Regions from separate parts of the Homo sapiens genome. Here region 2 is linked to region 1. The links are chromatin loops, found by intact Hi-C in ENCODE. Cell type or tissue: gastrocnemius medialis. All regions are shown on one strand. Links, peaks and the distances in the headings refer to the core of each region. The heading gives the core; the rest is flanking DNA.

What was found. Hi-C counts contacts between places; a loop is a spot of excess contacts. Peaks named below come from ENCODE experiments on the same cell type or tissue, not always from the same donor. Only the 100,000 strongest peaks of a DNase experiment are listed, where the experiment ranks them.
Region 2: a loop joins it to region 1, with 2.9 times the contacts of the local background. A loop is called at or near these places in 4 of 110 quality-filtered maps.

What each region holds. Positions count from the first base shown.
Region 1 is chr5:72,371,927-72,387,747 of GRCh38, reverse strand. It overlaps the pseudogene RPL10AP8. Among named protein-coding and RNA genes, the nearest start is that of PTCD2, 59 kb to the right of the region's middle. In gastrocnemius medialis, for the core only: no CTCF peak of the experiment used is centred there; DNase peaks (open chromatin) are centred at 6,762, 8,957 and 9,627; H3K27ac peaks cover 4,032 bases.
Region 2 is chr5:72,618,238-72,634,058 of GRCh38, reverse strand. All of the region lies in intron 7 of TNPO1-DT (TNPO1 divergent transcript), which reads left to right. Among named protein-coding and RNA genes, the nearest start is that of ZNF366, 120 kb to the right of the region's middle. In gastrocnemius medialis, for the core only: no CTCF peak of the experiment used is centred there; a DNase peak (open chromatin) is centred at 8,898; H3K27ac peaks cover 4,239 bases.

The sequences.
Region 1 (15,821 bases), core at 5,286-13,285:
TAACTAATCAATTGAATTGACACGTTTATTGAGCTTCTACTATGACCTTAGGAAGTGTAAGACATGGTTCCAGCTCACAAGAAGCTTAAGTTCAGGGGGGAAAAGGGAGCACAGCGGCTATTATATTGTACATTTATTACATTAGTAAGTGTCTTCTTACATTTATGAGGTGCTTACCAGTTCCAAGTTCTCTGCTAAGACTTTTTGCATGCACTATTTCATTTTATTCTCACAACAGCATCATGGACTTTAACTACATAGCAATTTAACTTTTAAGACAACTAAGGCTCAGAGCAATTCATTGGCTGTCTACTGACATACAGCTAGTGAGTGGCTGAGTTAGAATTCCACCCAGATCTGCCTGATTCAAAGGTTCAGAGCTCTTTCTACCATCAAAAATGTGCTGTGGTGAGGCTTTCCCCAGGTAGGAATGCAAAAATAAGACCAGATAATAAAATGAAAATGTGAACTTCATGAGGGCTAGACCATGTTCATTTTGTTTCTCATTTTATTTCCCAAACCCAGGACAGTACCTGCACTGATTAGTATTTTTTGAATGAATGGCATCTGACAATTAAGCTTTGAAAGCAACAGATTTTAACTCAGAGCAGAGAGGCACTGAGGGGAGCTGAAAAAGACAACTCCCAGTTATATAAAATCTGGGAGAGCTGACTGAACATATTGTCATATTAGAATAAAGATTTAAAGCAGTCTTCAGAGAGGCTGGTTAGCCTTGAAAACATAGAAAAGGAGAGTGAAACTATAGAGGTGAAAGCTGATCTTTTTACATCCAGTTTATTTTTCCCAAATTTACCAAGGAGAGAAGCTACTGCGTCTTCCTGGGGGCTGAAAGAGAAGAATTGAGTGAAAGGGGAAGAGGAAGAAAGGCCAGGCCATTATAGCAACTGATCTTCACCCACAAAGAGGGAAGCAGCAGGCAGGAAAGAAGCACCCCCATGTAAACTAGGCAATAAAGCCCCATGAGTGTGACAGGACTATCTGAGAGTTGGGACACCCAGGAGATCAACCAAGGAGAACTCAAGGCAATGGGTTGGAATGTTATAGGACTTTAGTTGGAGAGATGCATGAACAGAATAGCACAGACTAGAACATAGAAAAATGAAACCGTGTGTGTGTGTGTGTGTGTGTGTGTGAGAGAGAGAGAGAGAGAGAGAGACAGGGAGAGACACAGAGAGAGAGAGAGAGATCTGTTAGGGTGACCTAAGCATTGACACTGTGGAGCCAATTTCCCTTGGTTTGTACTTCTAATAAATTGTCTCACCCTACCCCCACCACTGCCCACCCCCTCACCAGTAATTGTATATTTTTCATCATACATGAAAAGAATCAGCATTCTGGTTTGTATATATCAGTCTCTGTGGCCTTGGTTAACATACATAATCCCCAAGCAGAGAGACCCTTCATCTGTATATAGGACAAATAAAGTCCTATGTCTGGATGGCTGACACAATACCTTGAACCCTTGTGAATTCCTACAGGATAAATGCCACTTGGAATGGCCTCCTGACAGCCAACCAGTGCTCTCCTGTGCTACAGTATACCCCCCTGTACTACAGTGGGGCCAATGTTTCCTTCTGAACTGACATTATCAAAGAGTACATAACCGCAAGAAAATACATTTCAGTCCTAAGAAGAGATCATCAACTGCACAAATACAACACAGAGGTTATGGTACAGTGTATGATGGGGAGTGGGGAGGGAGGAAAGAGAGGAGAAGAACTGATATGCATTCGATTTCTAGCTTGTTTTTAAGAAGTCTTACATACTTACCTTACACAGACAATAACCAGAGAACTAGAGGCTTGGTAAGCGTAAGTCAATTGACCAGAAGTCACTCAACTAGTAACTCTCAGGGATTTCAAACCCAACTAGTAACTCTCAGAGATTTTTAAACTCTCAGGTATCCAAATGCAGGCCTGTCTAGTTCAAGGGTAATAATAACAACGAGTACATAATTAGTATAAAAATAAATGGAAAAGACCCTTGTAGTAAGACTTATAAATTAGAATGCACAGTTACCTAAGAGACACTGCTCTCTCTCTAGTTCTTTTTAAAATATTCAATAGAAGACCAGGTGCAGTGGCTCACACCTGTAATCCCAGCACTTTGGGAGGCCGAGGCAGGTGGATCATCTGAGGTCAGGAGTTCAAAACCAAACTGACCAACATGGTGAAACCCGGTCTCTACTAAAAATACAAAAATTAGCCAGGCAAGGTGGCACGCGCCTGTAATCCCAGCTCCTTGGGAGGCTGAGGTAAGAGAATCACTTGAACCTGGGAGACGGAAGTTGCAGTGAGCCAAGATTGCGCCACTGCACTCCAGTCTGGGCCACAGAGTGAGACTCCATCTCAAAAAAATAAATAAATAAAAAATAGAAGAATACTCAATAGAAGTATGCTGTTTGGACTTCATTTTTGTGAAGGCAAAGAAAAATAAGTGAAACGAGAAACTATATAAAAACAAACTGTGGCATCTAATTCCTCCCCCTGCCCCTGTTCCATCCACGGAGTGTGTTTGCGCAACCGGTATATAGAAATGTTCGGAGAAGTGATGGAAACTTTATAGTAATTTATATGAATTGGTTTTTCACTTGTGGATTTTATAAGCAGATTAAATTCCACATTCAAATCGCTGCACTGCAACTTATTAAATATTCACTTTTCAAAATAAGTTGATGCATTATTTACAGCAGAGCAGATTCAATATTTAAATTGTTTTCTCAAAGAGTTCCTGACTAGAGCATGTAACCAGCACCTTCCTCCCGGACCAGGCGATGAGATGAAATGAGTCTTATTTGGTGCAAATCCTAAGAACAAAGGCCTAACCTGAACTGGAAAGCCAGCTTTGGTTAATGCCAAATTCCAGGCTGCATCCACTTCTGGACCTCTGACTTGCCTTCTTCTTGGCCTCACACAGCATCTTGTCCCTCATCAGCGTTTCTCTCACTAAAGGCATCTGGCTTCTTGGGGTGGAATCATCTGGGATGAGTTTTCAAAATGCATTGGCATTGAAAACAATGGTTTTTAAACCTCAGGGTTGAGAATCACTGCTCTAACCAAGGTAGTGCCTAGTAAGAAAGCCTTCTTAAGCCTTATCCTAGACTCAGAGTTCAGACTTTGTCTTGTGAGCTCTGGGAGACACCAAAAGGGTTAAAGCAGAGAAAGGACATGTTCACATTTTGCACTTTAAGAGTAGTGTAGCTGCAATGTGGAGAATAGAACACTCGGGAAAAGGAGACCAGGTGAGGCAGTGGTCTAGGCGAGAGAGGACGTGGACCCAAGGTAGAGCAGTGGCCATGGAAGGATTTGAGAGGCACTTAGGAAAGATAATCGATGGAGCCCAGAGCCTCATTGCATGGAGGGTGGGGAGGTCAGCAGGTGACAGAGAGGAAGAAAATAAAGAAGAACTTGCTGTGTTTAGGGTGGAATGTGCTAACATGAACGCTACTTGTTATTGCGAGACTCAGATTATAACCTCAATATTCTGATACCTAAGGTTTTACAAATATACTCTGTTTTCCTAAAATCAATTAAGTGGTTGAGTTTTGATTTATTTTATAGTTAACAAAAGGACATTCTTTGAAGTTCTTTTTGGTATGGGGTGCTAAATAATATAGAGTAAATTAAAACAATGTATCTAGGATCCTAGTAAAGTTATTTCTCTTTAGCTTCTCTGAGAAGCTGGGCAATGAACCAAAGCCTGGGCTTTCATTCCGTAGCACTGAAAATACTCAAGTCTCCTAACCTCAAATTTGGAAGTAAGCTCTGTCTTTTTAAATCACTGGCAAGTCACCTCCTCCTTTTCCTCTCTATCTCACTCCCTCTATCCTAGATTTTTCAGGCTTTATTTGGAGATTGTGAGTCCACAGATGGGTGCTGTCTAACTGGAACTGGAGAAATTTACAGACGACAGAATGTAGCAATAGTTGTAGGACAAGAGGCAAAAATCTGATCTTCTGATCTCTTTATTTTTCAGTTGTTGTCTGTATAGTTGCAGTGTTCTTTTTTCCTAATCATAAAATAATTACAATGTATTATTATTAGGAATTCAAACAATTCAGGAAAGTATGATACAGAAAGTGAAAATACCCTGACACCTCAACCTCAGGAACATCCATGTTAACAGTTTGGTGTATACCCTTCCAGATTCCTGCAGTAACATAGGATTAAGGTGAGGAATTAGGCAGGCACCGAGCAGGAGGTCAGGGCTCCAGGCAGATGGAGAGCACGTGTTCTTAAGAGAATGCATGACACATCAGGGAAGCTGGAGGTTCCCTATGGCGCTGGTATCCGAAGTGTGAGGTGGGCGTGGCGAGATGCAAGGAATGGAGGTTGGCAAGGACCCTTTAGAATGTGTGTGCACACGTGTACACCTTTTAAGAATATCAGATCATACTATGCATTGTCTTCTAAAACTTGTTTTTCTACATGGAAATCTTCCCACATCAGTGCATTTAGGTATAATTCACCCTTTAAAAAAGGGATATATAGTACTCTATTATTTGGATGGACAAAGTTTTTTTAACTAACCCACTACCAATGTGAGTAACTTCTAGTTTTTGCTATTAAGAGCAAATCAACATTATTAAGTAAATGCCCACAGAAGAATATCTCAAGGCTGAACTTCCAGGATTGATATTGCTAGGTCAATGGCTATGCCTATTTAAAATTTTATATTACCTACTGTATATAGGATTGGCTAATTCCTTACACCCTTACCAGCACTGGATGCCATTTATTTATTTGTTGTCACTCTTATGGGCAAAAAACAAAAGGTCATTTTAAATGTTATTTTAATGACCATTGCAGTTGAACACCTTTTCATATCTTTCTTGCCTACAGGTATTTATTCTGTGAATTACTAGTCCATGCCTTTTCTATCTGATCATTTTATTTTATTTATTTATTTAATTTATTTTGGGACAGAGTCTCACTCTGTCACCCAGGCTAGAGTGCAGTGGCACAATCTTGACTCACTGCAACCTCCGCCTTCTGGGTTCAAGTGATTCTCCAGCTCAGCCTCCCAAGTAGCTGGGATTACAGGCACAGGCTACCACACCTGGCTAATTTTTGTATTTTTGTAGAGATGGGGTTTCACCATGTTGGCCAGGCTGGTCTCGAACTCCTGACCTCAAGTGATCTGCCTGCCTCTGCCTCCCAAAGTGCTGGGATTACAGGCGTCGGCCACCGCACCCAGCCTATATCTTGATTATTTTAGATCAGCCACGCAGAGAGGTGGTTGATCTAAAGTAATCAGATATAATAGGCTACTGTAGAGTTCATTAGTTTTTGTTTTTTGTTTTTTGGTGGCACTAGGACCTACCAGGCCATGCCTTAGTCCAGGTGCTGGGGCTTGCCCATGGTGCTCTTCATGTATAAAGCCTGGGCATTCTGCCAATTCACCTTGAGCAGTGACACCAGGAAGCTAACATCCAGAAGGATGTTGTACACAAGCTCATCGTCTGTCATCTTCACATGGCATTGGTCATGGCCAGACACAGCACCTCCGTCAGGAAGTTGATTGTGGACTTCACCTCATCAACTCTGGCCACGATGTTTTCATTGTGCATGAACAGGGAAGGGAATTTGCCAGCTTTATTCAGGCTGGGGCTGAGGATGTGTTTGATCAGAGTCATCATACTTTATGGCCAACTTCTTGATGAGCTTCTTATTCTGGTTGAGTTTCTTCAGCACCCCAAAGCTCACATGGTGATAGCCACAGCCTTGGCTTTATCAAAGTGTTGTTGGTCCCCAGCATACACACAGAGAGCTTGGGGCGGAGAGTGGACTAAAGTTTGCAGGGGGAGCACTTGTCCTTCTGAGTTCATCGTTCTTCAAGGTGATCTTCGGCTATACCCGAAAGTGTCCAGTGCTTGCACTGGTTCCTCTGTGGGACGCCTAGTACAGAGTATCTCGAGAGGTTTTGATGCTCTTGGTGCCTCATGCCACAGAAACAAGAAATGAGCATTACTGTAGAGTCTTGCACCTTCATTTAACTAACTGGTGAAACAATGAAAGTCACTGACCTTCAGTATCTTGGAGTCATGTGTGCCTTTAGGTTTTTACTGAAATTGCAGGACACTAAACTTCTTTTATAACTAGCCGTGTTTGTTCTTGGCTTTTTCTATTGGCCTCTACCACTGTGTCTACGGACCTCAAAACTTCTGATTTCTACCAATAAATTTAATATTTTTGAGAAGGACATTTAAAATGCTTCTCAAGATCACTTTGCGAATCACACCTTCACTTTCCATTTATGGATTTATAGTTTTCTGGGAAGAGGACACATCTTTTCCTTTGAATATGGCCTGGTCTGTCTTCCTATTTAGATTCACAGTTCTCCATCAGCAACCAGCCTTGATCTTGTGCCGTTAGGAATCCAAATTAGTTCACATGTCTGTTCCAACTAGTGCTGGAGTGAAACTCACACCAGGTTTTCCCCCAACATTCTTTATACTTAGTCTGTAACTGGACAAATTGAAATAAATAAGTTCTCCTAGAAATTGTGGCACAGACTTCTTTCTACACAGTCAAGGGTGGGGAAAAAAACACAGCAAAGAATTTTAAATACAGATGTTAAGAGCCATTGGAATCATAGATTGAGGAATGTTTAGGTCTTAGCATCACAGAATTTGGAGTGAAAATGCCCTTTTGATGAGACACAAATCAACTTCCTCATTTTGTGGGTGAGACCAAGACAAGTCAGACAGCTGCTCAGCTTGCCCAGCCAGCAAGTGACAAGGCCGAAATGCAGCTTTCCTGACTACTGGGCCACAGTCTTTCTTCTTCTAGGCTGCCTCCTTTCCTAATCTAGTTGAAAGAAGACATTTACTTAGAAGATTAATATCCCAGAAGTCACTTTGCTTGTCACCTATCACAAAGGAGGAACTGAGTCTCAAGGAGATGAAGTGACTCGCTGAGGGTCACAGGGCTAGCAGGCGCACGCCCATCCCAGGGCACAGGTTGCGCTGCTTCTCATTGCCAACGAGGGCTCTACCAAGTAACTCTGGCATTTTCTGCCAGGGATGGTCAGAGTCCTCGGAGCAGGTGGAAACATTCCTAAAGTCTCACACTCTAGTGGCTGCTCTCAGAAATCCTAAGAGGCCCCCTTCTTTCAATACTCTGAGAAAACAGTCTGTCCTTTAAGACAGTCTAACCCTGCACCTTGTGTCTTATTAAAAATAAATCCTCATGATTCTCCTGGGTTTGTGACTTGTGTAATAGTGCATGTGTTCAGAGTAGTTGTATTTTATTTTCTTGCAGTAAAATGTGTCACTGTTTTCCTCCTAAGTTGGGTTCTTTTGTTTTTAAGGAATACTGCTGTAAGTGAGCTTGAGACCAGAGGGTTTTATTGTAGGAACTGAGATAGTATTGGGGACTGAGGTCACCTGAGAAACTGGTCAGCTCTGGGGACCCAGTACTGTCTCCATCGCTTTCTCACGGCTTCTTCTTCCTCGTGCTTCCGCTCAGATCTCCTCTCTACCGCCTGGCTTATCCTGCTTATTAGAGGTTTCTGAACCTCCCTAACTGTGAGTTACTCATAGGTTTTGCTTGCTATGTCCCTGACTTTCCTTCCCTCAGGGCATCTCTAAGGATATAGGAAAAAAACAAACTCTGTTTCTCTCACTATGCTCTCACAACATACAACGCTTCTGCGACCAAATGTGTGGGTGTATTGTCTCAACACCAAGCAAGCAATAAGTTCTGCAGCAGATACCAGCTGGGTGTCCTCTAAATCAATTCAGTTCTGACACTGTCTACCCGGAGATGGCGTCAGGTCCCACAGGTCGAGGGCTCAGTCCCACAACACTGTCCCCCACTTCCAATGACAATCACAAGCTCCAGGTTGTTTTACCTGTGCTCTGACCAGTCAGCTATAAATCAGGGGTCCCATGGCCCCCTCCTTAGTTTTGATTAATTTGCTAGAGTGGCTTACAGAACTCAGGGAAACACTTAGGTTTACTGGTTTATCCTGAAAGGTGTTACAAAAGATATAGATAAAAGCCAGATGAAAAAGAGGCATAGGGTGAAGTACGTGGGAAGAGGCAAGGAGCTTCCAAGCCCTCCCCAGGCGAGCCGCCCTCCAGGAACCTCCCCCTGTTCAGCTATCTGGAAGTTCCATGAACCCAGTACTTTCGGGTTTTAGGAAAACTTCATTTAGGCATGATTGACTAAATCACTGGCCATTGATGATCAACTTAACCTTCAGCCTCCCCCAAGTTTAGAGAATGGGGCTGAACGTTCCAACTCTATAATCCCCCCTTGGTCTTTTATGGGATCAACCCCCATCCTGAGGCAACCTAGGGCTGCCAGCCACCAGTCATCTCATTTGCATACAAAAGATACTCTTATCACTTTGGAGATTTCAAGGATTTTAGGAGCTGTATGACAGAAAATGAGACAAAGACCAAATATATACTTTATAATATCACAGCATCCTTGCAGTTTCTGTTCTTGTTGCTGTGGGCTCATTCCTTCTGTGTTTCCTAGTTTTAGGAAAGACAGAGAACATGATTGGCTCAGCTCATCTTTTTTGCACTAGGACATAGCTCATAGTTACTGTCCAGCCTATGGGAATGGCTGCCCTTTGGTCAGGTGACTACCCTTGCACCAATCAGATATGGGCAAAGAGGGGTTTCATCACATGGCAAATTACCTGGCAAATTAAACATCTGTTGGTGGGGCAATTTTTTTAGAAGTGGGAGAGGAATTGTAAGCATGTCTAATGCATCTGCTTTTTTTTTTTTTAATTAAGCTTCAAGTGCCGTGGAACTGAATCTGCTAATTGGCATCTTTTGTAAATTTCTTAGGAATTACAAAAAAAAATTGTTATTCAGGAACTCCTTCAACTGTCTAACAGTGAGTCATGGCAATGCTATAATTTCCCGTCCGTGAACTGCTTGGCTATTTTCCAAGTACTCCTATTGGGTTCCACTCCCCTGAGGCTGAAATTTCAGTGTGCCATTGGCAGAGAATGAGCCCTTATGCCCCGGCCTCTGAGCTTTGTCCTGAGAAGGTCTTATGATCTCTATATTCCTGACCTGGCCCATTCCTTTATGACACCTTTAATGAATAGAGGTGAATCTGCAACACTGAACATAAACCTTATGCTCACATGCAAACCTATGCTATGGCCCATATGATAGAAATTAGTTGATTTAGGAGCTTGGGTAGACATGCAGGAAAAAGGAGTTAACCTTTACTGAGCACCTACCATGAACCTGATGTGTATAGAGAATTTGGTGTATAGATGAGGAACCTGATGTTCAGAGAAGGTGAGACACCTGCCCAACAACACACAGCAAGCAGGTAGTAGAGCTAGAATTTAACCCAGATCTCTCTAATTCCAAATCACACTCTTTGCATCATATGTTGAAGTTGGTGGTTGAGAAGGGGTTAGAGGGAGATATTCCAGATGAAGAAAATGGAGACCATTACAGGTAAATATGTGGAGGTGGGTAAACAGAAAGTGGTGTGGGCACTGGAGTGACAGATTTCTGTTGGAATAGAGGGAGATTAAATGTCAGAGGCAGCCAGATTCTTGCACAATATAAAGGCCAGGCCAGGGCGTAACTGACATTTTTGGAGGCCTTGGGGAGTCACTGAAGGCAAGGCAAGGCATGACGTCTCCAAGGCAGCTGTTCAGATTAGAAGGATTAGCCTGGAGACAGGTGTCAGATGGATTGGGATAGGAAGAGACTCGAGGTGATTTAGGCACGCATAACTGTGGAGGGCCCCTGTAATCTCAGGGAATGTTTCACAGCTGGCTTCATTTTATTAAGCAAGGACCCTTTTTAGTCCCTCTCCCTCCTCATCTCTGTAATAGTCACGAGCTTAAAATTGCCTGTCCTCCACAGAAACTAAGTTTGCTGTACAGCATCACGTTTGATGAAGAGAAATTCTGTCAATTTTTTTGTAATAATTTCTATCTGAAGCCTCCGAATGCTGTGTTTTTGATTTTTAAAAACAGAACTACTCCAAAGGGTAGCGAGTACTGGGAAGCCGAGGCTGTGGTCTAAATTTCCCCTGAAAGTCTTAACCACGGGTGAGATTTTGTATGTGTATCAATCATACCATTTCCATCCTCATTCTCTGTTCCTGTCACTCCAAGTGTGAGAAGAGATAGATGATTAAGATAAAGTCCAGTTCCTAGGACTTTACCTTCTATTTCTCCTTTTTCTTTTCCAAAGTAAAATCACCATGAAATTACAAGACGTTGCAGGCAATTTGGCTAAGGTACTTGTGGATTTGCTTTGGGAAGAGTAAAAATCAGCAAATGCTTTCTTCCCCGCATTTTGCAGCTATTGAGGGTATTTATATAATTTGGGCATGGCTAACATAAAGAGTATTGGTGCTGAAACATATCTTTCCTTTACCAGAGATTAAGTATCAAGTTTGGCGATGAATTAGTTTGTCAGTTTTATTGGTGAAAAAACTGAAGTGGAGTTTAACCCCTGGACTCTGCGGGGCTCAGTAATCATGTAGGTGGAAATCCAGTGGATAAAAATGGCAGCAGGATCGTGGCACACCTGTAGTCCCGCCTACTTGGGAGGCTGAGGAGGAAGAATTGTTTGAGTCCAGGAGTTCGAGACCAGCCTGGGCAACGTAGCAAGACCCCCACCTCTACAAAAAATGTTAAAAAAAATCAGCCGGACATGGTGGCAGGTGCCTATAGTCCCAGCTACACAGGCAGCTGAGGCGGGCAGATCTCTTGAGCCCAGGAGTTTGAGTACAGCCTGGGCAACAGAGTACTTCTCTCTAACAAGAAAGAAAAATGGCAACAGGTTGATCTGTGTTTTCCTTTTGCCCTAGGCTAAATTTGGAGCCCCTCTTCCTTGACACACTTGAGGTAATAAAATTCACAGCTTTGACAAAACCACTGGAAGAGGTCCTTCAAGCAAAAGTTAAACTTGTGGTCTCCCCACCCAAGGAAACAGCAATACAACCAAAGCAGAAGCCTTAATTGGCTGCCCTCAATGTGGAGGGTATTGTGCTAGGAGAGAACTTAAATAACTTTTCCTTAAGAGTGTAGTGTCAGATAAATTGTTTACTATAATAGGAACAGTCTTCACTGAAGCAGAGGTGAGTTATTCTATTTAATAATTCCAAGAGCACACTCTTTACCCAGTGCTTTCTCTGCTGAGTCTGAAAAATCAACTCACTGCATTCTTTAGTGCTTAAAGCACAGGTCATTAGACTCACTACACCCAGGGACTCAATGAAATGGCTACCATTTTCAGGGGACTGTGAAGATGTCAAGATGTGAAAGCAACCTCTGGCTACCAAATCAAGGGGCTTTGCTGTGAGGCCTGGGTCAGGCCAGATGCTGGGTGATTCTCAAACCAACACCTTCGAATGGTCTACTGGTTAGGATCACCATGTCCCCTCATGGTCCCATCACAGCTGGATTGGGCGGACCTATGGGGTACTAGAGTTGTAGGTAGGAATGGTGAGAAATCGTTCAAACAGAATGGAATTGGTCAAGGCCAGATTTGTGCACAGTCCTATTTGGTATCCAGTTCAAATCCAAGGAGGTCATCATGGTGGGGTCTCGTCTATATATTTGCACCTCTGGGAATTTGGGGGAGCTAAGGCAGACTGTCCATAATAGAACTAATGACTATTGGTGTTTAAAGTCCTTGGGAAAAAATAGTGGGAACTTTGGGATTCTTGAACAAAGAAAGGAGGCGTGGCCTGTGTCAACTACTCAGAAGGAAGGAGTGCCCCAAGCAGGCAGAGAATTCATCTTCTGAGGTGAAGGAGGGACATAGTTCATATTCCCCATATTGAGACACCTTTTTTTCCTAGTCAAGGGATGCTTTTGTGTATGACAAAGAGCTGTCTTTCTGCCCAGGGCACTTGTAGATTCCTACATTGAGGTTGTCTCAAGGGGCCTTAAAAGTCTGTGGTCACTTAAGGGTCAGACAATTGAAAGTTACCTGAAGGAATTGTATTTGCTTGGGGTGGGGCTGAGATCCAATACCTTTAGTTTTGACAGGAACAGAGCAGATCAGGGACTGCAGGAGAACTGAGGACAGGAGGAAAGAATGACAGCAATTGTTGAGAAATGGAACACCCCAGAAGCAGCGGCCAAAACTCTAGGGAGATAGCAAGGATCGCTGGGGAATGCACGGGACTGGGGGTTTGGAGTTACAGTAACACAACTGTGTGAGAACTTGAAGCCAAATGTCTCTGTGCCCATCACCCAAGCTGTGAATATCGCCAAGGCATGTGTAGCCTGAAAAACCAAGGGTTTCTCTCAAAACTTTGTCAAATATTGGCTACTTTAAAAATGTTACCATTTTCATCAGTTTTGTGATGTGAAAGGCTTGGGAAGGTGGATTCATGCCAGGGATTCATGTGGACAGTTTGCCAGCTGCTGGGGGTGAGGAACAGAGAAGGGACCCCAAGATTAGCTCTTGGGGCAAGACTTGTCCCTCTATGTTAAGAGATGACCTACATACAGGACACAAGTAAGAGGAGATTATCTGACTTGGTGTCCTGTGATATTCTCTGAAAGTTTGTCTGATGTGGCAGATAGCACCAAGATGACAGACATTCTCACCTTCCTCAGGTCAGGTGAGGATCTGAAAATACTAAGTTGCTGAGAATGTCCTCTTTAGTTACCTCTTCATATCTGGGGAAGGGGAAGTCCTGATTTGGTTAAACCAGTCATCTTGCCCTGTAGCCCCTGTGAACAGAGATCAGTCAAGAACCGGAACTGACCATGTAGGAGGTGACTCCATTGATATTTGTACAGCCATTTACAATAAGCATGTATTAATTACGTATTTCTCCGTAACAAGTTACCCCCCAAATTTTGCAGCTTAAATCCACAATAAACATTTATCTCATATAGTCCCTATAAGTCAAGATTTCAGGAGTGGCTTAACTGGCTCTCTTGAAGTTGCAGTCAAGAAATCGCCAGGACTGCAGTCATCTGAAAGCTTGACTGGGGCTGGAGAATCAGTCTACAAGATGGCTCACTTGGATGATCACCTCATGCTGGCAAGAAGCCCAGCTCCTCACCATCTGGACTTCTCCATAGGGCTGCTGAAGTGTCCTCACAACATGGTGTCTGGTGTCTGGCTCTCCCCAGATCAAGTGATCCAAAAGAGAGCAAGACAGAAGCCTCAGTAATTTTTGCAACCTAGTCTCAGAAGTCACACTCAGGCAATTCTCCAATATCTTATTGGTCACATAGATCAGTCCTATTCAGTGTAGGAGGGGACTATATACAAGGGCATGAATACCAGGAGGTCAGAGTCACTGGGCCCACCTCGGAGACTGGCCACCAAAAATAGCCACTACCTATCAAGAGCTTACTGTGAGACAGGCACCTTGCCAATAACCTTACATACAGTAATCCTTCAGAGTTATTGTTTTCTTACTCTCCTCATTTCTACAGATGAGGACACTGAAGCCTAGAGAGGGTACATGACTTCCCAAGGATTTTCCATGCTGAGCTTGCCTTTGGTTTGCACCTCTAAGGAATAAAGTTCAGGTCATATTTTCATTCAGCACACAGACATTGAGTGTCTACTATGAGACAAGCACCGTGTTAGGCTCAAGAATATGAGTAACAGCCAGACCCAAGCCCTGAGGTATGTGAAAAAGTTACAGGCACAAAAATGGCCCTGTGTTTAAGGTATAATCTGGCTCTACAGAGGAAGTCGCCAATTATTTGAGGATAGGAATAGGTCAGAAAAGTCTTATTGTATGGGTGGTACTTGAGGTAAGTCTTAAGGGGTCAGGAACATTCTCAAGTGGGAATGTGCCAGAACTTCAGGCCTGGAGTAGGAGCGGGGAGTTCTGAGTGATTCCTACAGAGCACGTGGGAATCTCCCATCTTCATCTTCTAGCTTTTGGTCTGTGTTTGGTGAAGCCAGATGACACTTTATCGTATGGCCAGCCTAATGGAGCTGGGGGTAGGTGTGGGTGGGGCTAGAACCAGGAGACTCAGGTTTTATGTGCTGTTTTCCCATCCACCCCCTGTATGATCTCTGGCAAATTCTTAGCTTACCTATGCTTTGGTTCTGGCTTCTGTTAAATGAGAATAAAACAATCTTTCCTCACATTGCGGAGGGGGAGGAGCTGGAAGCATGGTTGTGACGATGTCAAATGCAACTGAAAAATTTAAAGCTCTCCTTTCTACATGATCTGAAGTCAGAGCTACTTCCACTGCAACACACTTCTTCTCTGCCACCCCACTCTGCCTGCACCGTACAGACACAGAAGGGCTATAACTTAAAATTTTGTTTTCAGTTACTTTTAGCCAAGGGAAAAGAGTCAACAGCTCCTGAGGATGTTTGGTACACTAGGCTCCCTCTGAAAAAATGTGCAAGCACTTCAGTTGTCCATCTAAAATTGTTACTGAAAAAGTTGGGTGATGGGAGAAGAGAAAGAAGTCTGCTGTTTGCAACTGTGCCATCGTCATCTGTGCTTTGTGCAGCTCTTTCAGGACAACTATCAGGTGGATGACACTACGATTCTTACAGTTGCCATGCATTTCGTTCTCTGAGAAGTCAAGCACATTCTTTTTTTTTTTGATGCAATAATGCTGCAACTTATTATTTTTATTGCAGAAGCAACTAAGCAATATTTTTCCTGTGAACAGCACTCTCATGTATATGTAAACCACAGTCTGCAGTTCCTCAAAAAAAAAAAAAAAGAAAGGGATGCTGAATATTCTTACTCTCAACTGTATGCATATAGGGTACAATTCAATGTAGAAGTCACCACTGCCTTCCTATGCATACCCTGGGCCCCCATCCTCACCATCATCGGCATAGGTGAGCAACTAGATATTTTGGCCAAGCAAAAAAATCTCCCGGAAGTATTGATCATTTCATATATGCGTGAATCTGCTGATACTGTTCATATGAATAATACACACAGAATATTGATCTCCCAAGAGTCATTTTCATTTCATTTTGCTCTTTTCCTTCTCTTGCCTGAAACCTTGGAAAGCTAACCCCACACACTCCTTTATGCTCTTCCTTATCACTTCCCTGAGCCCCTTTCATCTGCACAAGAGCATCAGACAAAATATTGTGACCTGTGCACAACCTCAAAGTGTACTGGCACATCTGTTCCAGTATCTATTGATTTCTAAAGTCATTTTCTCTCTTCTCATCAAGAAAACCCAGACAATTCTGGGGTGGAATTTGGTAATCCTGGATTGAGAAGTGAAGATCACCTTGTTCTATGGAAAGTGAAAGAGGAATTGAAGCAAGGAAGCTAAAGTTCTTCATGTAGTTCCAGAATATCGACTTTCTCCTCTCCTCTTGAGCTTTTCAATTGCCACCAATAGTCAAGGCCTTGTTGCCTGGTGCATTTTTTAAATTATGGCTTTCAATATTTTATTGTGGTTAGAAGAAGATGGGCAAGTATTAAAAGCCCATCGTATTCTTCAAAGACTACTTGTTTTGCTCTTTAATTAACATACAGTAAAATCATTTTCTTGGTGTACAGTTTTATGAGTTTTAATGCATGTATGGATTCATGTAACCACCACCACAATCAGGATATGTAACCGTTTCATCATCCCCCAAAACTCTCATGCTGCCTTCTGTAGTCACACTCTCCCCCACCGAAAACTTGTAACCACTGATCTGTTCTCTTTATTGTTTTGCCTTTTCCAGAAAGTCATGTAAATGACACTTGCCAATTATGTATTGGCATCAGCCAGTATGCAGCTTCTGAGACAGCCTTATTTTCCTCAGTATCACACCTTTCAGATTCATCCATGTTGTTGCATTTATCAATAACTAGTTCTTTTTTATTGATTACTAGGATTCA
Region 2 (15,821 bases), core at 4,373-12,372, 250 kb before region 1:
CTGCTAGAGGAGTTTTTCTCATCTTTGTTTTCTCTTACCAACTGTATTGCCCCCAGACTGCCCACATATGAAGCATACAGCAAAAGAAAAGGGCATGCTACTGGGAAAAGGAGGAGGGGAGGTGGGTGCTGAATCAGAGGCTGACAGTTTCTGCTGGCTGCCTGGGAGGGAGCCCTGCTGGGCCTCCTCTCCTATTTTACTTTGACAACTCCGCCACATACCAAAGGCATAAACTTGGCCTTCTCTGAGCTTGTTCCTTCTGTCCCCCAGATTGTGCTGGATGTTTTAAATGAAATGCATGGGAGTGGATGACTCACATGTGGGATGGTAATGAAATTTTGGAAATGAGTACCTACAGAGAGGCAGAAAAATTGCAGGCCCTGCAGGACTTCAAGATGCTGAGAGCTTATCCACGATGCAAGGGAATTATAAAAGTCTCAATTTAGACTTATTAAATAAGTAGGACAGGAAATAATATAAAATATATGGTACAGTAAGTTGATTTTTCAAAAGGTTCTCTTTCTCTCTCCGTTTCACTCCTTTCCCTGCCTCCCTCTCTGTGACTACCTACACATACACAAATAGGTGTGCGTGCTCAGAGATTCTATTACTGACACAAGATGAACTCCTTTTCTCCTCTTTACTGTGACCTAAGATGCATTTCAGCATGATGACTTTGGTAACAATTTTTGCACAATAGTTCTTCAGATCTGAAGACTGTCTTGCTTCCAGATTATAGGCTCCAAGTTTTGGCAAACATGATGCCATTTTGTAATCCTCTCAATGGTTCTATGGGTGTGAGCAGCACACACAGTCTCCTTATGTTGCAGCAGGAGAAACTAGGTGGGGAGGAGGGATAAGAAGCAGACTTACTGTGTTGTGGAAAAGTACTAGCTGGGGAGTCAGGAGGGCTGGATGCTGGCCCCGCTCTGCCGCTGACCAGATATGCAAGACCTCTGACCTCCATGGGACTCTGTTGATAATTTGGGCACTGAAGGACTTGCCAAGATGATTGCTAAGCTTCTTCCCAGTGCTAACATTGTGTAATGAGACATTTTAATTGTGTGTTACAATTTACATACCATTTCCACGTCTATTCCCCCAATCTTTACAATTCATCTAACAAGGCAAGGAAACTGGAACCCAGAGAGGATAAGGGATTGGTTTTGAGGACACAGAACTCATAGATAGCACAGCCAGGTTTAGAAACTGAGTTTGTGACCCCAAAGCCATGTTCAGCCTGTGAAGTTTTTTAAAAGGTATATGTGCTTTCACTTCTTATGGTAGAAAATGTGTGATTTTTCAACACTACTTTTTTAAAAAGGTGACTTTTCAAGTATATCAATCTGAATATTGTGTTCAGTCGAGCATGGTAATTTTCCATCCCAGAGCTGCTCAAGAGCCAGGCCATGAGTTGCTCTGAAGAAGGGCGAGCTTTGATCTCACTGGAAGCTAAAGTCCTCTGTAGAAAACCATCATGCAAAGTGCACGGTCCATGTACGTGGAAGTGTGCATTCAGCCTTGTGTTATGGAGGTGTCTCTGGGAATGTTCTCTTTACGCAGTTGCATTTGGTAAGTCAAGTTATATTTTGCATAAGCAAAACTCATCTGCCCTTTAAAGTGGTCCTCTTAAGAAATTCTTGCATAGTTTAAAAAGAGAAAGAATATTTTCTAACCCAACTTTACTTGGTCACATTCCTAGCTAAGCAACAGAGCAAGGGGGACTTCCAACTAGGCAGAAGGGGGAGACTTTGACCAAAGAGGGCGAATGGAATCAGCTCCCAGTAGTCACTGCTGCTCACCGCCCCTTCAGGACTGAAGCACTTGTTCCTGCAGCTGCTGGGAGTGTTGATTGTCCATAGCTCACAGCTGAGCCCCTGTACCAGGGTCTGCCTAAACTCAAGAGGGTGCCTAAGCCAAGGCTACGTTTCAATTTCCTGAGGCAGCCTGTATCCCATGACTGCTTGATACGGCGGTATTCACAATATAAAACCCTGGCCCCTTTGCTCCAACTGAGGACAACTCTGCAAGGCCAGTCAAGCTCCAGAGCTCAACTGTGGGCTTGGCTGAGGCCTTTGTTGTGGCTGCATCACAGCCCAGCTGATCCCTTTGCCCAGTCCTGCCTTTCTCACTCCCACGTAAATGTATTGCACCCCAATCTCCACCTCAGAGTCTGCTTCCTGGGACCCTGATCTGTAATACGCATCTTCCTTTCTCTCCATCCTGAGATGGAAGATTCTACAAAACTCCTTTTCTTTGATTATTATCAGCAATTCTCCTGGATGAACTTGGGAGGTGAGAACCAATATGGAGGAAAGCTGGTTGTGGCTGTTTGTGAATATTGCTTCGTGTGTACATACTGTTTTGGAAATTGGGAGCTGCCTTTCAAAACAAAGCCATACAAAGAATAAGTGATTTGGCAGAATAAATGGAATATAGAGAAAATGATGCTGCATAGTAAATTTAGAGGAAATTCTACCACATATGCAAGTACTTCAGGTAGGAAAAAATAAAGTCCTCTCTGCCTGCTTCCTGAGGGTCCTGTCTTCAGGCCACCCCATGTCTACAGCAGCACGATCGGGTGCACCTTCCTTCCCGTAACTTCACTGATGGTGCATTTCCTGCATGAATTCTCTACCCTAAGTGTCAGGGTATTTGTATTTGCCTTGTAATTAGCTTAATATGCTGTGAATTTTTCTCCCTAACAGAGAAGTAAAATATTCAATTATAAAATCTAAATAACTCTGCATAAAACTAGCTATATCCTAAATCATGGTCAAAACATCATAAACTGGTACCATAATCAATAGCATTTCTCAGGTTCTAATGTTCTAATGTTTTTGGACAACCAAATCATCTGTGCTGAGGGCCACACACAACTGAATTCAAAGACTGTTATGGTGCACGGGAAGTTATAATTGAATGATGTTGTCTGACTATCGGGTTGCTACATTTTTAACTATAGGTTAACAAGTATGAAAAAAACGTAACAACAACAATAAAAGCCACGCTAGCCTCTAACAATCAGGTCAGTTCTAACATGACTGTGAGGAGATTAGGTAGAAATTGTGACGTATAATTTGGAGAGAACTCTGGGATGGGAGTCTGATTTTGTAACTTTATCAAACTTATTCTAGTTATTGCACAATGATTGTAGAAGTGCTTAGAAATGTGAACAGCTTTTATAAATGTCAAATTATTTTATACATTAAATATGAATTATACACTCAATTTTCAATGTGGTTCTTCTATATGATAGGCAAGTACGGAGCTCCTAAGGGGACTTCTGCAGCTCCCACTGCCTTCCAACGCACATGGCAGCACAGCAATGCTGGCTTGCTTTTCCTTATTAAGAAGGAAGTCAGCTAAGAGGTGAATGTGACAAATGAGCCCCATAGAAGCTCTCAAGCCATTGACTTGGGATGCACTGACATTGGAGTTGGGTTTCTGGGGCTGTCATGATAACCAGGTCAAAAGATTCTCACAGCAAAGTGTCACTTGCCGGCAGGTGCCACACTGTGGCCCCTTGGCATCACTCATTTCCAGCTATACTTAGGAAAGCTAATCAATTTTTCATCTTCTCTTGGGAGTGCCAGCTTGAAAAACACAGTGTGAAAAATGCCCCTGCCTTCTGCCACAGAGGGAGTCCATGCAGAGAGCCCTACTGGCAGGGAAGGCTCTGAAAATAAGCCACTGCATCAAGAAACAGGTGGTGAAGGGGAAGTGGGGGCATAGCTCCCACAGTCTTATTTCTATGTGTAGCATTTGAAACTGAAGAAGGAGTTAGAACTAGCTCTCGGCTAAGTCTCACACTCAGAAATTCACGCAAGAGCTTGCTGCTGCCAGACACACCACTGCATGACCAGCATGGTGTTCTCTGCTTTTGGAACAAACTTAACTCTTTCAGAGGTGGTTGTGTTCTTGTACCTAAATATTCTCTTCATCCTAAAAATTCCTTGTATGGAAGAGTCATGCTGCCCTATATATAGGAAATTCAGCATATGGGTTGAAGAACTTCTGGGGACTGGATATATATTAACATACTAGAGTTGGGTTGGAGCTTTCATTTCCATTTGGTGGCTAAGAGATTCCTTCCTTAAGCTCTTCAGCATACAGCAGAGTTGCTTCAATTTTTATCTTGGAGGAAGAAAAGGGAGCTTGTGACCCACAGGAGGCACAGCTAACCTAAATTTGGAGAGAAGAGAGAATTCTATGACTTACCATGGAGTTAGGCACAAGGAGAAAATCTTTTCTGTTTCATGGTGGGGTGTGTGTGTGTGTGTGTGTGTGTGTGTGTGTGTGTGTGTGCGAGTTCTCTCAAATTCTAGGAGCATAATCCCTGGGCTTTTTCAAATCTGTCTGCTCAATTATTTCTATAAGGGGAAAACTCCAGCAGGATTATAGGCTGCAGAAAAAGTCAAAATTAGAGACGGAGGCAAAATGAGTGGTAGGGTTTAAGGTAACTGGACTAAGGATCTGACAACCCAAGTTATACTCCTCACTGTATCATTTATTAGCTCAGACACCATGGGAAAAAATCACTTTTACTTATGCAAGCCTTAGGTTCACCTAAGAAGATAATACAGGTAATTATAGCTGCCTCTTCCACCAGCACTCCTTCTCTTGGCCCCATACACTTCACAGTTGTAAGGATGGGCATGAAAGTTTTTTGCAAACTATAAAGCACAATTTTTCCAGAATTGGACACATCTTGCTCAAGTGCATGCATGTGAATATGTGTAAGTGAATACCAGGCTGACATATTGTTGATGTTCAAGCTTTCCATTTTAACTTTCAGTTTTGTTTGCTAATGGGGTAAATTGGAGGGAACCATGTTAAGAAAGAGAGATTGCTTGTGATATTTATGATGTTCATGGCAGGGTGGATGCATTAGCCAATCTGCACTCGCCTGTGGACAGGAAGTTTACAACTGTAGAAATTATGCCTTGGTTAGACTCTGTCCTGGGATGGGGCTACATTATTCTTCGGGCAGTGACAGGTGGACCTGTGACAAGGTTCCAAGTCAAAAGTCTGCTATAAGAGAAGAATGTCAAAGGTAAACATTGGGAACTCAACATTGCTTTTTTCATTCCTAGAAAGTCCAATTATGGTCCAAAATATTTTCCATTGCATCTCTCTGGCCTGGAAGACCCTTATCTGATCTTGAAAAAATGTTTAATTTAAGAACTCTTTAATGTTTTGTTTTGATTTGGTTTGGGGTGAGATTCTTAGGGAGAAAGAAATCTTCCTTTTTTTTTTTCTTTTTAAAATAGATATTTTTACAGGAAAATCCTCTAGGATTAAAGGAACAGTGTCTATATGGGGAAAGATAACTGCATTCTGCAATACCTGTGGAACTAGTTGCACATGCTTTTGTATGCAACTTAAAAAAAGGATTGTTTTCCCCTCTACTGCAAGGAAAGAACTGGATTCCAACACCACTGTATTAGGCCAAGTTCCCTTAGTATGGCTTTCAGATGCAACAGACAAAGTACTGAATAACCCTCCCATTGGCACTGCCCTAAAATTGCATGGCTAACCTTAGAAGCCAAAGCAGGTGAAATTAAACAACAGGCCAAATGTAAAGACAAGGTGTGTGTTTCCATGAAAAAAGGATCCTCAGGTTTTCTTGTCAAGTTCAAGACCAGTGAATGCTTAGAAATATTTCCTAAGAACATTTTTAAGAGAGAGAGGGAGAGAGTGAGTGAGTGAGAATTTTTCTTAACTTTTAAGTTCAGGGATACAAATGCAGGTTTGTTACACAGGTAAACTTGTGTCATGGGGGTTTGTTGTACAGATTATTTCAACACCCAGTTATTAAGCCTAGTACCCATTAGTTATTTTTCCTGATCCCCTCCCTCCCCTCACTCTCCACCCTCTGATAGGCTCCAGTATGTGTTGTTCCCCTCCATGTGTCCATGTTTTCTCATCATTTAGCTCCCACTTATGAGTGAGAACATGCAGTATTTAGTTTTCTGTTCCTGCATTAGTTTGCTAAGGATAATGGCCTCCAGCTTCAACCATATCCCTGCAAAGGACATGATCTCATTGTATTTTATGGCTGCATAATATTCCATGGTATATAAGTACCACATTTTCTTAATCCAGTCTATCATTGATGGGCATTTAGGTTGGTTTCAAGTCCTTGCTATTGTGAATAATACTGCAATGAACATACGAGTGCATGTGTCTTTATAAAAGAATGATCAATATTCATTTGGACATATACCAAGTAATGGGATTGCTGGGTGTATATCCAAAGGAATATAAATTGCCACAGTGAGGAATCACCACACTGTCTTCCACAATGGTTGAACTAATTTACACTCCCACCAACAGTGTATAAGCATTCTTTTTTCTCCACAACATCACCAGCATCTGTTATTTATTTATTTTTTTTTACTTTCTTAATAATAACCATTCTGACTGGTGTGAGATGGCATCTCATTGTGGTTTTTATTTGCATTTGTCTAATGATCAGTGATGTTGAGCTTTTTTTCATATGCCTGTTGGCTGCATGTATGTCTTCTTTTGAGAAGTATCTGTTCATGTCCTTTGCCCAGTTTTTAATGGGGTTGTTTGTTTTTTTCTTGTAAATTTGTTTAAATTCCTTATACTTGCTGGATATTAGACCTTTGTCAGAAATATAGTTTTCAAAAATTTTCTCCCATTCTGTTGGTTGTCTGTTCACTCTGATGATAGTTTCTTTTGCTGTGCAGAAGCTCTTTAGTTTAATTAGATCCCACTTGTCAAGTTTTGCTTTTGTTGCGATTGCTTTTGGTGTCTTTGTCATGAAATCTTTGCCCGTGACTGTGTCCAGAACAGTATTGCCTAGGTTGTCTTCCAGGGTTTTTATAGTTTTGAATTTTACATTTAAGTCTTTAATCCATCTTGAGTTAATTTTTGTGCATGGTGTAAGGAAGGGGTTCAGTTTCAATTTTCTGCATATGTCCAGCCAGTTATCCCAGCACAATTTATTAAATAGAGAATCCTTTCCCCGTTGCTTGTTTTTGTCAGATTTGTCGAAGATCAGATAGCTGTAGGTGTGCAGTCTTATTTCTGAGTTCTCTATTCTGTTCCACTGGTCTATGTGTCTTTCTTGTGCCAGTACCAAGCTGTTTTGGTTACTGTATCCCTGTAGTATAGTTTGAAGTCAGGTAGCATGATGTTTCCAGCTTTGTTCTTTTTACTTAGGATTGCCTTGGACATTTGGGCTATTTTTTGGTTCCATACAAATTTTAAAATAGTTTTCTCTAGTTCTGTGAAGAAAGTCACTGGTATTTTAATGGGAATAACATTGAATTTATAAATTGCTTTGGGCAATATGGCCATTTTAATGATATTGATTCTTCCTATCCATGAGCATGGAATGTTTTTCCATTTGTTTGTGTCATCTCTGATTTGTTTGAGCAGTGGTTTGTAGTTCCCCTTGTAGAGCTCTTTCACCTCCCTTGCTAGCTGTATTCCTAGGAAGAATACCTGAATTTTGGACAATTAGTAATAACAGTGTAAATTTATACTGGTATATTTCACTTTTTCTCCAAAGAACTCAGTGAACCACAAATATTCAGCACTCACCACTTTCTTAGTCCTCATATCTTTAAATTCATTTTATCCACAGACTTCAAGTAGTTTTCTATCAGCTTTTGAATCTCAGTAGAGGTGGGAGTGGTGAGAGGTGAGGCTGTGTGGCCATTGGACCTGTTTATTGGTTAAGACAGACTTGGATTCAAAGGATTCTTCTTTTTGCAGGTTATGGTGAGGTTTTTTGGTGAAACAGAGGCTAGGGGCCTGTTGGCACACCCAACACCCTCTATTTTGTTGATCTAAACTCTTGATGGTCTTTTTGCAAAGTGCATTTCTGTATTGTCTTAAATTACTTGAACCAGTAAAATTTTCACTACTCTTCCTTTGCTCTCATGGTAAACCAAGCTCTTGATCCTCTCCATCAACATCAGTGAAATAAGAAAGCAAAGGACTAGAAGGGATTGGTTTCTCTGTGTAGTTCTGCCAGGCTTTGATTTGTAACTGGAAAATCACTGGCTCTGGGCTAACCTGAGTTTCTGCATCTTTTTTTTTTTTTTGACGGAGTCTTGCTCTGTTGCCCAGGCTGGAGTGCAGTGGTGTGATCTCGGCTCACTGCAACCTCCGCCTCCCAGGTTCAAGCAATTCTCCCACCTCTGCCTCCCGAGTAGCTGGGATTACAGGCATGCGCCACCATACCTGGCTAATTTTTGTATTTTTAGTAGAGACGGGGTTTGGTGAGTTTCTGCATCTTTATTTTTAACTTGGCAGTGCTTTCCTCACTCAACCTGTAGATATCTGTAGTAAATATAACTGTTGTCTGTAATGACACAATAAAGCAGGAGAGGTACACTTTGGATATGTAACCTGTATGTCTCATGAAGTGCTATGAATTGTCTGTTACCACACTTCATAATATCTTGCAATTTTAGTAGGTGAAAATATGTTAGCCTCTATTTGCTGACTAAGGCCTTGCCCCTACTATCTTACAATTGAGAATGTTAAAAATGTTCTCAGTTCAGCAGTTAATATACATTGAGTATCACATTCCAAGTATTAGATAAGGAGCTAAGCCTCTTTCTAAATTATAAAGGGGACAGGGGAAAAATGGGAGCCAACAAGCCATCTGTAGTACATGCCCCCAGCACAGTTCTGCAGAATTGAAGGCAAAAGTTGCCTGTGAAACCATGGTCAAGACAGCCATCTGGGAGGAAGGGGCTCTTGACCTTGGGGCCATCTCCGAGCATTTGCCTTGTGGCAAATGAAAGCTGAAGCATTGCTCTATTTTTCAATATGCCCAACTCACTCTAAGCCTGAGGATGATCACCATGCTGCATGAATTTTGTAACCAGCCTGTGAAATTTGGCTGCTGCCCCACGGCCAAATTTGAGAGTGGTTGCTGGGCCTGGTCCAGCCATAACCACCCTGGCTGTGGTTGTAAATCACTGGGAGGTTGTGAACGAGTGTCTGTAAAAGGCTGGTTGCTTGAAGCTCTTTTTCTTCTTGGAAACTGCAGAGAAGTAGATACCAATAGTTGAACATGCCCTGCTTTGGATGGAGCCCCGGCATCAGACCTCTCCTCCCTAGTCCAATCTCAGGCCCCATCCTCTTCTCTGTTTCTTTTTAGTGTGCCTGTCCCTGTCCCCCCAACCTAACAATGCTGCCTTGGTTTTTAAAGCACATAACATTCTTCCATGAATCAAGTCATTATAGTTGTTTTGAATTCCAGAGCATTTGATTGATGTGACTGTTTGTATAAGCAACATCCTCTTCTACTCCGAATAAATTTCCAGCCCCTCTTTGGGAAACTGACTCATAGCAGAGCTATGACACTGAAGTGCGAGGATTGGAGATGGAGAGTGCTGTCTCCAGTTAAATTGGAGATGGTGCTTAGAAATCATCATTTAAACCACCCCCCGCCCAAAAGGAAAAATAAACCTCCAGATGCACTGATCCTATTTCCTCAGGACTCTCAATTCAGGGTGGTATCATTGCCCTACAATGATCAGAACTCTTTTGTGTTTTGCTATATCAGTGGCAATCAGCATCATTAAAATTCATGACAGTGTAATTTTATATACTTTTAGAAATGATCTAGCAATGATCTAATAATTCAATGTATTAAAATGAATGCCAAAATTCAAGAAAAAATATCCAAGAGAAAAAACAAAGAGAAACAGACTGGTGGTATAAGAACCCAAAAATCATTAAAAAAAAGAAAGAAACACCTAAAACATTTTGGTTTGATTTTTACCTTGGGGTGAAGGCAACAATGCTGTCTGAAACTTTGAAAACCATTGGTAGAGAATTGAAATGAGACAAAACAAAATAATAAAGAACTGGAATAAAAATCTTCACCAAGTCTGTTACCCTGCACAAGAGCCAAATGTAACTTTGAAACCTGATGCCAATCCCAAGTGCTCAAAGTTACTGCCTTTGCTCTTTTTAATATGCTGGCTGATTATGGAGCTAATAATACATATAATTGAAAATCGCTGTTGGATCCTTTGAAGTTTGCTGCCATATAATATCCTACGGAAGAAAGGAAAAAAAAATTTAAACCCTTGGGGAGATTCTTCAAACAATGCTTTAAATATTCAGAATCAACAGTTAATGGTGTTAGACTTACCTCAAGAAGTTCATCATGATTAGAAAATATACTATTAAGTCAGAAAAGCACTCTAATAGTTTCTATCTCTAATAAATGTCACCAGGCAGTCATTGTCTGAATTACTTAATTTCTGCCTCACTCTGGCTCACATTAATATTTTATTTCTAGAAAAGTATGTGACCAGAACAAAGTGCCCAAATCAGTTCTTGTCAGCCAACTTCATCCATGACTTTGGAAGCGACGCTGCTAAGACAAAGTGGTTCTTTAGGAGAGACAATGTCATGCTGCCGAGGCTTTCATTTTAGGACAGGGTTTTGCAGTGAATTAATAGCCTCTGGAAATGGTGCAGAGCTACAATAACAGCTTTCTCGTTTTGATTATAAGGCAGAATGGTTTCTGGTTTTCTGTAATATTTGCATTGTGAATGGGATTCCGTTTTTTCTCATTTAGATGCAGTGATCAGGTGAGAGGAATCTAAGCCTGTTCCATCAAAGCCCTATATTGTGACCAGAATACAAATTACTTGATTCTGGTTCTTTTAAAAATGTAGCTTATTTTAAAACTGCGAGAGTCTTAAGGCAATGTAAAAATGAGAATCTGAGATGGTGCTCAAGCTGAAGTCACTAAGTGTTGCTCTGGGTTCCACGCATGGCAGCCAGCTGCATACCTCTCCACCAAAATGCTTTCATCACACTACTCTAATGAGCTGGATCTTTAAGAGTATTGATGGGAATACAGCTTAAACAGTCAGGATGGTGGGGAGGAATGTTATCTCAAACCATCACCATATTCACAACTCCAAGGAGGTTGCTAATTGAGATAAGAGGCATCATAGCCCATCAATTGAGCAGACAGGTGTGAAGAGTGAGAAAAATGGAGTGGTGGGTTCTAGTCATCCCCTCAGACCTGGGAAAATTACTGAAGTGCCTTTCCCTTATTTAATTTTCTTCCCACTAAAAATGGAATGGTGACGGTGTGTACCTAATCATAATGCTGATCAAAATCTCTGGAAACAGCTTTTTCAGAGAGAAGGTTTCCTAATCTTAACAATGTAAAAAAATGGCTTAAGGCTAAACTAGACTTTTTCAAGGCATAGTGAAACCTCTTGTTTCATTACTAAGGTTTATACTTTTAATCAGTGCCATTTCCAAGCCCCTGGCATTTCCTATGTAAAAAGATTTTGTATAACAGTTTAGCTCCACATTGAACACTAATTCCTCTTTCATGTGACTGTCCTAAAAATATGTGAAACAGCTGTCATGATGCCCTAAGTATTCGTCCTTCCAGGCTAAACAAGTCCAGTTCTTCATAGGCCAAGGTCTTAAGCGCCCTTGTTGTCTTAGGTCATCCTAGCTGGATGGGTTTCTGTTTACTGAGGTCCGCGTTAATGGTGAATTACTGGGAGCAGAGCATGGGGCTCCCATTGTGGTCTGTCCATGTGGAATCTGGCAAGAATTTTCACTACACATATTCAGCCTACCATGGCTCTTTAAAGACAGCTGAAGTCTGATCAGTTATTTTTGGAGGCTACATCAGATCACTGGCTTATGTTGAACTTGGAGTCAATTAAAACTACAAGTCTTTTTCACACATGCTCCTGCTAAGCTACCGTGTGTGTATGTACCTATATATAGTTATTATCTGTTGAGTGCTTATTATAGGCAAAACAATGTGCTAAATGCTTTGAATCTTTTGCATCTCATTTAATCCTCTCATTAACCCAATGAGGTAGTAAGTAACCTTAGCTCCACACTGGGTTAGGCTGAGGCTCCCACCAGTAGAGACTTGCCTAAACGGGTCTGACTCCAGAGCAGATAATCTTGAGCTTGGTGCTATTTTGTCCTCTGTACTGATGTGATGTTTTTGTTGCTGATCTTTCTTGGAAGACGGACACAGAGGGCCCACCACCAAAAAGCAGGACTATGAAATATAAATTGGGTTGGAACTGCTCATCCTTTTAGCCTACTGGAATCTTGTTGGATCCTGATCTTGCCCCCAAATATATTAGCCATTCCCTTAAAGCTTCATGCCGCCCATGGATTTCATCAGCTGCCATTGCTCTTTTTATTCAAGTCATTACCTCAAAAAATAGAACCAAGCCAAGGACAGAGAGCTCCAACCCACACCAGACCAACCATCATGCTTGGCTTTGGTCACTATTCTGATCAAGTTACAAGCCCATTGTACTGTGACTCAGTCACATTTTTCCTTCTTTTCCATCAGCAAGATCACCTTGCCAAATCCCTTGCTAAAATTCAACAGCAAAATTTCTAAAGCATGCTTTTAATGAGTCTAGCACCATTGCCACAGAGAGCAAAAGGGCCAGTGTGGCAAAAGTTGAACAAATGAACACTACGAACACATAGTGAAATTGTGTTGGTTTTAACTGATCATCATTCCCCGTGCTAAGGGAGCAGGGACCAGCCCCAACTCTCCATTCTAGACTCTGGTCTAGGACTGATATCAAGGTCACCAGCTTCTAGTTTACAGCATCAACCTTCTTTCTTTTTTGAACATCTGTTCTACATGTGACCATATTCACTTTTTCTGTAGTTTTCCCCATTTTTCAAAATTCTTGAAAGATCAGTGACAGTGGTTGGATGCTTTCATTGTACAGGTTCTTTTTGTATCTTGAAAGGTATTTTTTTCTTGGCAAGGAGATGTGAACATATTTAGGAAATTACCATATCTTTTGAAACTTTTCCAGGCTAAGTAACAATTTTATTTTACAAAGAAGACAAAAATAAAATGAAAGTTAAGTGATTCTGTAGGGCCTTTCACTTGATGATCTGCATTTTATTCCATTTCCCTTTAAACTATTGAAATGCCTTTGTTCTATCAGTAAAGTGTTATATCATTATGTCTCAGTATTGGATCTGCTTTTAAAACTGGTGTTCCCGGTGGCTCACGCCTGTAATCCCAGCACTTTGGGAGGCCGAGGCGGGCGGATCACGAGGTCAGGAGATCGAGACCATCCCGGCTAAAACGGTGAAACCCCGTCTCTACTAAAACTACAAAAAATAGCCGGGCGTAGTGGCGGGCGCCTGTAGTCCTAGCTACTTGGGAGGCTGAGGCAGGAGAATGGCGTGAACCCGGGAGGCGGAGCTTGCAGTGAGCCGAGATCCCGCCACTGCACTCCAGCCTGGGCGACAGAGCGAGACTCCGTCTCAAAAAAAAAACAAAAAAAAAAAACTGGTGTTCCAAGGTGTGTAGACACCCTCGGATGTGATTTTTTAAAATGAGATAAAATCATGGGACACATTACTAATATCCTAGAAAAACAAAAACATTAGGAGATAGACCCCATACTATACTGGATATTTATAAACTTTAACATACAGCACAAATAAGATGATTGGAGAGAATAGAGCTTCTTCAATTTTTCTGTACTTAATGGCTTGACAAATAATATTAATAGCTAATTTGATTTTTCTATCACGCCCTTACACCACTAAACTTGAGTCTGATACAATAACTTAAATGGTCTCTGTGGGCAATGCATCATTTGAATAAAAACAGTCTCTGGAGGTTGCTTTCATCTTCCAGGAAGGTTACTTCTTCCCTAAGATGTCATCCAATATGGGGGTTTGGGGAGAGACCTTATATACTCTCATGGCATTGTGCAAAGATGAGATGCTTAGCTTCATGCTGGTTTTCTGTTTGTATTGGCTTATTCTTGATTGGCCTCTAAAGCAATGACCTGGGTGCCTTTGGTTTTCGGGTTTCTGGGTGCTGTAGTGGCCTCCACAGTTGCTGTTTTTGACCAGTACTTGTGATCTGTTATTTTGGCTTGCATATGCTCCCTGGAAGGATGGGCCATCTCCCCCTTAAGGACTCAACTTCCTTTCAGATCTCACAGGAGGCAGGTCCTAGGATTTCTGTGACTTCTCCAGCAGTGCCCTGGGCTAGTGGTTCACTCATCCTTTGCTATGAGGTCAGCTTGTCCACCCCAGTGACCTTCAATTCCATATTCATCCCATGCAGGAACTGGGTTAGCTCCTGAGTACCAATCAGGCCTCCTTCTGTGTGACCATGTGTTTTGACCTCTACTCCTGGAATCCCACGTGGGAACTGAAAGAAGATGCCCTTGCCTTTCATGCTCTCCTCCTTGTACCTGTCATCCCCATTCCTGCAGGCCAAGCCTCAGGAAGGAGTAGTCAGGAAAAGGTCTTACTGTTTGCCCCTCTGCCTTCTTTCACTTCTCTGTCCCCTTTCCAATTTCTCCAAGGCAGGAAAAAGAGCTGGCATTTCTTTGGTTTCCCCAAAATTATGACCTGTTTCTTTCTCGTTCCAGCTAAGCTATGGTGGTGAGTGTACCTATCTCCTCTGCCCTGCAGTAATTCTTTCTCTCTGAGCTGAGTCCGCAAAGTTCAGATGTTGAGAGGCCAAGGGGAAGACAGAAGAATTAGAATAGCTTTGTCTCAAGGCAATGAGTGGCCTGGCTTTCAAGGCTGCCCTCCTGCTGCTTGTTGTTATAAGCTATACATGCTCTTCCTTGCTGTGACTTTCCCTGGCCTCTCTAATGAAGCACCTGGCAAAGAGTGGGGCACTTAGGCTCTCTCCATCTCCATTTCTGAAGAATCATCTTCATTCACTTAGGCAGCCATAATTACTGTTAGACAGAAAAGAGGAAATTATAGCATCTTTTCTTTGGATGACAAAAAAAAGTCTTGCTTTCATAAAAATTTCTAGTAAATGACTATGGCACTTTTGGGAAGCGCCTTTTGAATTCTGAAGGTTTGCTTCCATAAACCCTAACAAGGTGCATTTGATCAAAGAGGAAATGGCCCTGGTTCAAGGCAGGAGAAGGGATCTGAAGTTAGGAGGGCTGAATTATCAACCATTGGTAGAAACTTGCTGGGCTGATTACACCACTCACTTAATTCCTGCCTGCCCTCTTTCCTTGTATCTAAAGGGAAACAAGAAATGCTCACATGGTTAACACATGAAAAGTAAGATGACACTAGAAAAGGAAGTGACTACACATTGCCCAATCTTTGCCCCTATCCTTTTTGACCTCTTTTCCATATATACCTTGCCAGTTGCTTCTAAAAATATAAATCCGCTGGTTCCACACTTCTAGAGCCACGTGACTGTAACCCAACTCCTGGACCAAGCAGCGAGAGTGAAAATATTTCTCTCACTGTTCTGTCCCTCCCATCAATGACATAGAGGGTAAGCAAGGCTGAGATCGAGGGACAGAAACTCTTAGATGATAAAATTGTGGTCTCCACAAAATGTAAGGAAAAATTGTTCCTAGTATTTTGTGAATTTTTGTTTTATAAAACATAGATCCTCCATTTCTTTCATTTAAATTGTTCAAATGTGTGCTTGATCTATCTGTAAAGATAGAGAAAAAGGAGATTTCTTTTTCTATTATTTCCAACCATTATCAACCATTTGCCTCTATCACTTTTGGTCTGTTGAACAATTGTTTCCTTCCAGTGGTCTGAGTGATTGTCATCTGGGGTCTGAGTGATTGTCATCTGAACATCCTTGGGAGGGTGGAATTTTACCTTGAGCTGAGAGTGGGCAGGGCACCCTGTGCTCCATCTTAGAACTCATCTACATCTGAATTCATCTTAGAACTGGCAAGACCAGAAGCCAGCTCTCAGCGCACTAGGCAATAGACCTGAACTCCTGAAAAAATGAAGTCTGAGGTGCAAGGACACCTTGTTTTTCCATG